2 separate regions of the Homo sapiens genome follow, and region 1 is linked to region 2. Evidence: chromatin loops called from intact Hi-C (ENCODE). Cell type or tissue: heart left ventricle. All regions are shown on one strand. Links, peaks and the distances in the headings refer to the core of each region. The heading gives the core; the rest is flanking DNA.

Region 1 (4,404 bases), core at 232-4,231, 77 kb before region 2:
ATTAATTTATACGCATTTTTATATTGCTAAATCTCTTCAAAATGTTTGATTACATAATGTCCTTATGATAAGAATGAGGCATAATTTCATAACTTTTTTCTTTATTTTTATACATTTTGGTTATTTCCTTGTTGTGGTACTTGCATTATAAACACTGATTTGGTATACAGAATTAGATTATTATAGGTATAATTCTGACTTTTATTAGTAAATCAATAATCTGAACATATTTTATTCTTTATTCTTTTTCAAAAACAAAAGTTACACATTCACACACAGAATCACATAGTTTTAGAAATTGTAGTTTCCTGTTCCTCTCCTCTCTTTCTCCCTCAAGACAAATATTGTCAATTATCTCAGCTAATTCATTGTCGCCAAGTTTTAACCACCATATTCTAAGTTAATGTGTTTGCCTTTCTACTTCTTAATTTTTTCTATTTGAGGCATTAAGTTCCCATTATGGAAAATGACAAAGTAGCATTTATTTCTCCCCTAGTCTCTAACACATCATGCTCTTGTCCCTCCTGGCTCTCTTTCCTAATGCACGTAAAGCATAATATCAGCAAGTTCCTGATTAAGTGTATATCATTATGTTTGTATGCCACCTATTTTTACCTCTGAAAGCCTGTAAAATTTCAGAGTCCCTCCAGCTTCCTGAAATTTCAAAATCGTGTGCCTTGGTGGGGGCATGCTTTTCTCTACTGTGCTAAGTACTATGAGCCCTTTGTAATCTTACACGCATTAGTTCTGAAAAATGTTCTTGTTTTATTTAATTGGTGTTCTCACCTTTTACTTTATTCTCTCTTCCTAGAATTCTCAGTGAATATTAAACTTTTTGGCTAGTACTCTACATTTTCTTACCTTTGCTCTCCAATATTTTATTTGTTTGTGCTTTACTGTATTTTCTGGGATATTTCCTCAACTCTGTTTTCCAACTCTTTTATTAAATTTTTCATTTCAGTTATTATATTTTTAATTTTCAAGAGATCTATTTCTGTTCTTCTTGTAAAAAATAGTATTTCATTCTTGTTCCAAGATGTTAGTAACTGCTACTATCTCTAGAATTATATATATACATGCATATATATATATACCCCCACAAACATATATATAATTCTATTACTATAATTATATATATTCACATGTGTATATATATACATTTCATTTTATACACACACACACACACACACGGACACACATACATACACACGTATGATTTTCTCCTTGGCCATGAAAATGTCTGTTCCCTCTAATTGTCTGCTGTTTTTTATTTTGGCCTCTGTCTTTCATGTAGAGTTTTCTGCAGCATGTGGTTGGTAGTTGCTGCTTGAAGACTACTCTGAGTGTGATTTGATGTCTTTGTATCTTTTATGCTATAAATAAAAATGTGATTTTTATTTAGCCTAATCCTATGGGAGGCGGGTCAGTTAGGAGAAACATACTGGAGGTTTCCTCATTCAGTAAGTATATATTTTCTTCTCCATTAACCCTGCCTGGTATATGCAGTCCAGAATCCTCCATTTTGTCCTTTTTAGAAAATAAAGTCCAGTCTTTTCTAGAGTGAGTGGTTGAGTGATGAGAGACAATTGTTACACTATTTAGAGTTAAGATGGGGTCTCAAAAACAGAATGGATCTAACAGCTTCTTAAGACAATTTTTCAAGCAGGGCTCCTTATTTGAAATATCCTTCTTTTCTAGGAATTTGGATTCACCAATTATTGAGGACTTTGTGACTGAGGTTTCTCTGTTTTCCTAAATCTTTCATCTGATTTGTATTTTCCAAAATATTGTTCTTTTTTTCTTCTTTACCACTCTTCTTATCCTTGAGGCATTTTCACTTTTAAAAAATTCTCTTTTTGTTTTCTCCAAAACAAAATTAGTGGTCATGTCTTCTGTTCCTATCAGGAAGTGAAAGTCTGAACTATAGATTCTTTCTGTACATTTGCTTTTCTGAAATACTGTACCAATTATGTTCTTACTAGGAATGTCTAAGGGCTTTTATTACTTATTTCATAGTGAGAGGTGACAAGGTGCTAGCAGCCCTGGCTCGCTCTAGGCGCCTCCTCGGCCTAGGCGTCTGCTCTGGCCGCGCTCAAGGAGCCCTTCAGCCTGCCGCTGTGCTGTGGGGGCCCCTCTCTGGGGCTGGCCGAGGCCGGAGCCGGGTCCCTCTGCTCGCAGGGAGGTGCGGAGGCAAAGGCGCGGGAGGGAGCAGGGGCTGTGCGTGGCGCTCGCGGGGCAGGCGCGGGTTCTGGGTGTGCGGGGGTTACGGGTGGGCGTGGGCTCGGTGGGCCCAGCACTTGGCACCTGCTGGGCTTTATCAGAGACTGGGTCCTGTGCGTGGACCGCCGTTCCCTCTTTGCGGGGTCGTTGGCCACAATGGTGGGTCTGTTTCTCACTTCCCTCCTTTTCCTCTTGGTTGTCTGGGACCAGCTCCCTCTGGGATGCCGGAGTGCCTGGGCTAGGAACTGCAAAGTCCCGCTCCAGGTACCAGTTAGAGGTGAAGCAGGCTGGGCTTCTGGGAAAGGTGGGGACTTGGAGAACTTTTCTGCCTAGCTAAAGGATTGTAAACGCACTAATCAACACCCTGTGTCTAGCTAAGGGTTTGTAAATGCACCAATCAGCACTCTGTGTCTAGCTAAAGGTTTGTAAATACATCAATCAGCACTCTGTGTCTAGTTAATCTGGTGAGGACTTGGAGAACTTTTGTGTCTAGCTGAAGGATTGCAAATGCACCCAGCAGCACTCTGTGTCTAGCTAAAGGATTGTAAACACACCAATCAGCACTCTGTCAAAACAGACCAATCAGCTCTCTGTAAAACGGACCAATCAGTTCTCTGCAAAATGGAACAATCAGTTCTCTGCAAAATGGAACAATCAGCTCTCTGTAAAATGGACCAATCAGCAGGATGTGGGTGGGGCCAGATAAGGGAATAAAACCAGGGCACTTGAGCCAGCAGCAGCAACCTGCTCAGGTGCCCTTCCACCTTGTTCTTCTGCTCTTTGCAATAAATTTTACTGCTGCTCATTCTTTGGGTCCGCACTGCCTTTATGAGGTATAACACCGTGAAGGTTGGCAGCCTCACTTCTAAAGCCAGCGAGACCACAAACCCACCAGGAGGGACAAACAACTCTGGACGTGCCACTTTATGAACTGTAACAGTCAGTGCAAAGGTCTGCAGCTTCACTCCTGAGGCTAGCGAGACCAGGAACCCACCAGAAGGGACAAACAACTCCAGACGCCTCACCTTAAAAGCTGTAACACTTACAGTGAAGCTCTGCAGCTTCACTCAAACCCAGCGAGACCACGAACCCACCAGAAGGAAGAAACTCCGAACACGTCCGAACATCACAAGGAACAAACTCCAGATACCATCTTTAAGAACTGTAACACTCACTGCAAGGTCCGCACCAATTCTGGACACAATAGTACACTTCCCAACAGTATTTTAAATTTGTTTTAGTATTGCCAATTTGATAGGCAAATAAATGTCGTAATTTAAAATGAGAAATGGGGAAAACAGCTAACCTAAACTATTACGGAAAGGGAAATAGCAAGTGCTCCATAAATGAGTGAGAGAAGGAGGGTGACTGAGGATCAGAGATATTTAGCAATTCTGGGTAAATCTCAAAAGATTCATGAAGTTTTGCACTGATAAGAGCTGGTTAGCCTTCCATTTTTATTCCATATTGGTCCAGGGATAGAATAAATAGAACCTCAAAAGTCCAAATGGGAAAAATTATATCCCAATTTTATTAACTTTATAATAGTATTACCAACAACTATAATCTTGTCACCAATAGGAATCTTAAGAGTATTCATATAATTTTAAGTTGTAGACTTACTGTAATGCTCAGTACTTGAAAATTACGGTAGTTAGTTCATACTCTAGATCTTATTTAATGTTAATAAACCATATATATCCATTTATAAATCTATTTTTAAAACATCTTGTTAAATATATTTCAATATTGTTGGTTTTCATAATAATTTTATGCATTTTACTATAGGAATTTAAACATAAAGAAGTTTACAAATCTCTAGCTTTCATCCCTAGATGAAAAGTTATCCTGAGAAGAATGAGAATTGGATTAAAGTTTAAAGTGTGCGCAGACTTTAAGTATGTTGTGGATTAGATTATTTGCTCAGATAGTTTTAAATTATTGCTGTTTTAAAACATTTTAATTTGATACCCCTTCATTTTATATTTTTTATTTTACATTTTTAAAAAATTTAGCATTTCACTTTGTGTTCAACTAGTACCTTCTTCTAAAATGAGGAATAGAATTAAGTAAGATTTTTGAATGCTTCATTTGTCTTGTACATTTTTCACTGATGTGTTGGGAATATTCTAAGGAAAGAATGGAACAATTTGCGATTCTAGTTAGACTGTTGTAGAACTTAAT
Region 2 (4,404 bases), core at 278-4,277:
AGGCTGAAACATATTTTAAGTGATTAAGAATGAGGAGAGGAATATAAATTTAGGTGAGCACTTGTCATTAGCAAAAGAATGAGAGAAGGGAAAATAATAGATGTTATAGGGCTATAAGTTCATTTTGGAGCATAAGCCATGTAACATCCATATATAGAGGTATCTATTAAGAGAACAAAAATACAATTTCTAGGGTCTAGTGGGAGGTTTGCTTGGAGTTGCAGATTTAGAAATCATTGGTTTCTAGATCATTGAAGTCATGAGTGAAAGGAGTGTAAAATTAAAGTAGACCAGGTTAGAAAAGAAAAACGGAGGAAAGAAGAAAAGCTTATAGATAAATCTTAGACAAAACAAAACCCAACAAACCTAACTCTGTATAATCAAAGAAGGACTCTGAAAAAGAAAGGCAAATCCCAGGAAAAATATATCATGGCAGCCAAAAGACCCAGGTGAAAGAAAATAGCATAATAAATGAGAGTGGTCTTCAGTTTCGAGGACCACAGAGAGATTAGGTCAGATTAGGATGGAAATGTATTCTTTGCTTTTGGCAACACTGTGACAGGTGTGCCTTTTAATAAATCAGTTCCAATGGTGTTATGAAGGAAGAATTAGATGAAAAGTTTAATAATTAGACAAAATAGATTGTGGCGAGAAGGATGAGGGAAGGGAAATGCTTTTGTTTTTGATACTACAGTTAAAATGGTGCATCTTAGGCAATTTTAAACATTATAAAAAGAAAATATTAGAGGTGGAAATAATTTAGACACAGGTGAGAGGATATGGAATCTCAAGTATGAGTAGAAGGATTAGCCTCGTGCAGGAAAAGGGGCCTCTTTTCCTTTAAACAGTAGGGAGGTTAAGAACAACCGTCTCACAGTACTCGGAGATATAATTTGTTGAATTTTTAAACTTTGATTTACTTAAATAGCTTGAAAATATTTAAAATATAGTTCACATTTAATTTTACAGTTGTACCAGCTATTTCACTTATTATATTTGTTAATATCCTCAACCAATAGTCTTGTGTTGAATGCTTATTATGTAAGTAATGAACTAAGTTTTTTAAAAAGTACCAAAAAGAAAAGGCACAGAAAATGTTTCAATGAGCATTAAATAATGTTGCAATTATAAAAAAGTATATATTAAACAATGATATAGAGATTAAGTTAGGAAATGTTGATCTTAATGTGGGTTTATTTATATTTGCTTTGATAATTTTATTATTTTTAACAAAGTGTATATTTATAATGCTTATGTTAGATTCAGGTTATTGACTGCTCTGCCACCACATAAAGAGATTGCTCTTATATTTATCCTATTCATTCAAATCCAATTATACTCACAGTAGTAAAGAATAGAAAAGTAGCTAATTGTTGGGTGTGAAATTTAGAAGTTTCCATTTTTTATAGTTACCTGGAATAAACAACATAATGAGCTTAATTCTTTCCACCACAGGGTGCATAGACTTAAACTTGGGAATACGAAAGAATTTTTAGAATCATATTAGGTTAGATATCTTCACAGTCATTGAGTTTAATCATATTTTCCTGAAGTTTGGTTTCTAGTAAAAGAGTTTGGAATGAAAAAATAATAAAACAGTTTCACTCACTAGGATTCTTGACTCTCCAACAAGAAAGCTGAGGCAGTATGGCTTATTGGGAACACAGGCTTTAGAAATTCTGCTTTCTTTCTCACCCCTGCTATAATCTGATTGAGAAGGGAACTGGGCTCCTGACAAAGCCACCCTCAACAACTAAACTGGTATGGGGTGCATAATGATGATCATTATTAAATTGAATAATCTCTACTCTTAGCTTCTTATATATCTTTGAATTTCCACACATACACTGACCACTTATTTTTTACACCTGTTAAAGAACATCACAGTTATAAGGACTCTTAGATCTTAGAGCTCCTATAATCCAATCTTTCACTCAAATGGAAATCAAATCTGTAATATTCCTACAGTGAATGGCCAATTCAGACTGGACAATGGTCCATAAAGTTTCCATATTTCCTTGCATGCCCTCAAAAATACCATTGCAAAGGATTATACTTGTAGCCAGGAAACATCTTTAAGGCAGGAAAGAGGATATGGCTTTCCAACAATTGTTTTAAAAACTAACAAAAACAGAACAAAATACTTCTAGAGATTAACTTTCCACCTGAAAGTTATGATTGCTGAAGGAACCTAGAGTCTAGCATTCCAATAAGTGTACTGCCTGAGTACATTTTTATTTCAGGACTGATAGATTTCTTGTAGGCTAATCATTGAAATGGCTCAAACAAGCAGTTTCAATTTTACCAAACCAGGCAGCACTTCAGTTTGCAGCTCTAAACTAGAATTTAATGATAGGTAGGCCAATGCAATGCACCCTAGGCAAATGCCACTGAGTTCTTCCCTATGCGGGAAACCAATAGCCATGACAATACAATGTGTATTTTAACATGCTTAAGTGTTCTAATCAAAAACTTGGGTTACACAACTTTCAGAATTAACAAAAATATTCATTTGTATTTTATTGAAAAATAAGTGTTTTAACCAAAATGTGGTTCAATTTTAGAAAATATCAATATTTTAACTGACTGCTAAATATTAAATTTTCTTTTAAAAAATAAAACACCCTGTGAGCAAACTTAGGAAACTTTAGCTTAATATGTATTCAGCAGTCATGACTGATGGTAAACTGAGAAGAAACATAAAATATACAAGCAAAACTATGTATATGGTCTCATCATATGCTTAGATATTTTATTTATAATCCATTGATTTATATTCATAGTTAAAATATAACATGCATAAAATATTTACTTATAGTTATATATTTATGGGGTGAAATGAAAATAAGTTTCCAATGTCTACTAAAATATCTTCACTAATGATTTTAGAACACATTACAATGGAATATCTAAGGCAAAACCTACAACATGAAGGATAAAACTTTTTATCCCTATGTTTACTTTCATGAAAAAAGAAGCTATTTGGTAGTAATAGGAAAGTAATCGAAAGATATTTTATTTACTAGCAGCTAATATTGCAAGAAAATGAAAATATTTTTATTTAAAAATGACTCTAGTAACTGGGACAATTTAAAAGGGAAGATAATTCCTCTTGGTTAATAAAGATCGATGTATCAAGATATTCACTAGACGGATATATAGAATTTATATGTATATATATATATATACACATATATATGTAAATCTCATAGCTTGAAAATTTTTTTCATATTTCTCCCTTATAGCTTTTATTAAATGCATATTCCTTAAAGCTTCTTCATGCCTGTAACCCCAGCACTTTGGGAGGTCCAGGCAGGCAGAACATGAGGTCAGCAGTTCGAGACAAGTCTGGCCAACATAGTGAAACCCCGCCTCTACTAAAAATACAAAAATTAGCCCGGCGTGGTGGCAGGCGCCTGTAGTCCCAGCTACTAGGGAGGCTGAGGCAGAAAAATCACTTGAACCCAGGAGGCAGAGGTTGCAGTGAGCTGAGACCGCGCCATTGTACCCCAGCCTGGGTGACAGAGCGAGACTCTGTCTCAAAAAAAAAACAACGACAACAAAAACAACAAAAAGCCAAAAATTGAAAAACAAAACAAAAAAACCCCATAAACTTCTGTTTCACACCCTCCTCACCTCTATTCTCTTCCCTACTTTCCCCCACCCTCACTGCTAAAAACTGAGCCTCCTGAAGGGTCAGTGCTACTCTGGGCTATATTAGAGAATCAGACAATCTTTTCTAAATGTAACTCTGCATTCACAATTTAACTTTAAAATATGACATTTTGTGTGCTTATGGAAATCAGATACCAGAATTTACAATTTTCCAATGATAAAAGGTCATGTAGGAAAATGGTAAAGAGGGGTAAATAGCCAACATAGAATATGTAGAATATGAGACAGGACAAGCCCACAGAAAAAAGTACTAAGAGGGTGAAAATTTCAAGGCAGAAAGTTTTGCAAGATATTTTGAGAAAAAAGTAATAAAATGTAGGGGCTTTAAAAATGTAATCAAGAAAAGAAGAGAGGGATAGGTATAATGATTGAATGTTGATAAGTGACAAAGAGAAGGCAAAGACACTCAACTCTATTTTACTTGTCTTTGCTTGTCATTGTGAGTGATCTATGAACTAGAAAGGATAGAATGAATGTTGTTGAGAGAAATTTAAGTTTAAAGCGGGTGAAAAGATTGTAATAGCTCTGAACAAGTTTAGCAATTCTGGCTCAGATGAAATACATCCCAAAACAAGGAAGGAGTTTGCCCATGAGACAGTCAGGCCACTGTAATTGATATCTAGAATTTTAAAAAGAAAAAAAAGGAGCTATATATTACAGGATGTTTCTTAAACTAACAACAATGGCAACAATAATTTATGAAATAAGAGGAGAAAGGGAAGAGAAATA

Evidence for each region. A loop is a pair of places that touch in the nucleus more often than their neighbours do. Peaks named below come from ENCODE experiments on the same cell type or tissue, not always from the same donor. Only the 100,000 strongest peaks of a DNase experiment are listed, where the experiment ranks them.
Region 1: it touches region 2 in a loop (9-fold over the local background); 1 of 110 quality-filtered maps calls a loop at or near these places.

The regions. Positions count from the first base shown.
Region 1 is chr13:58,821,735-58,826,138 of GRCh38, reverse strand. No RefSeq gene overlaps it. Among named protein-coding and RNA genes, the nearest start is that of LINC00374, 590 kb to the right of the region's middle. In heart left ventricle, for the core only: no CTCF peak of the experiment used is centred there; a DNase peak (open chromatin) is centred at 2,138.
Region 2 is chr13:58,744,574-58,748,977 of GRCh38, reverse strand. All of the region lies in intron 5 of LOC105370220 (a long non-coding RNA gene), which reads right to left. Among named protein-coding and RNA genes, the nearest start is that of LINC00374, 510 kb to the right of the region's middle. In heart left ventricle, for the core only: no CTCF peak of the experiment used is centred there; no DNase peak of the experiment used is centred there.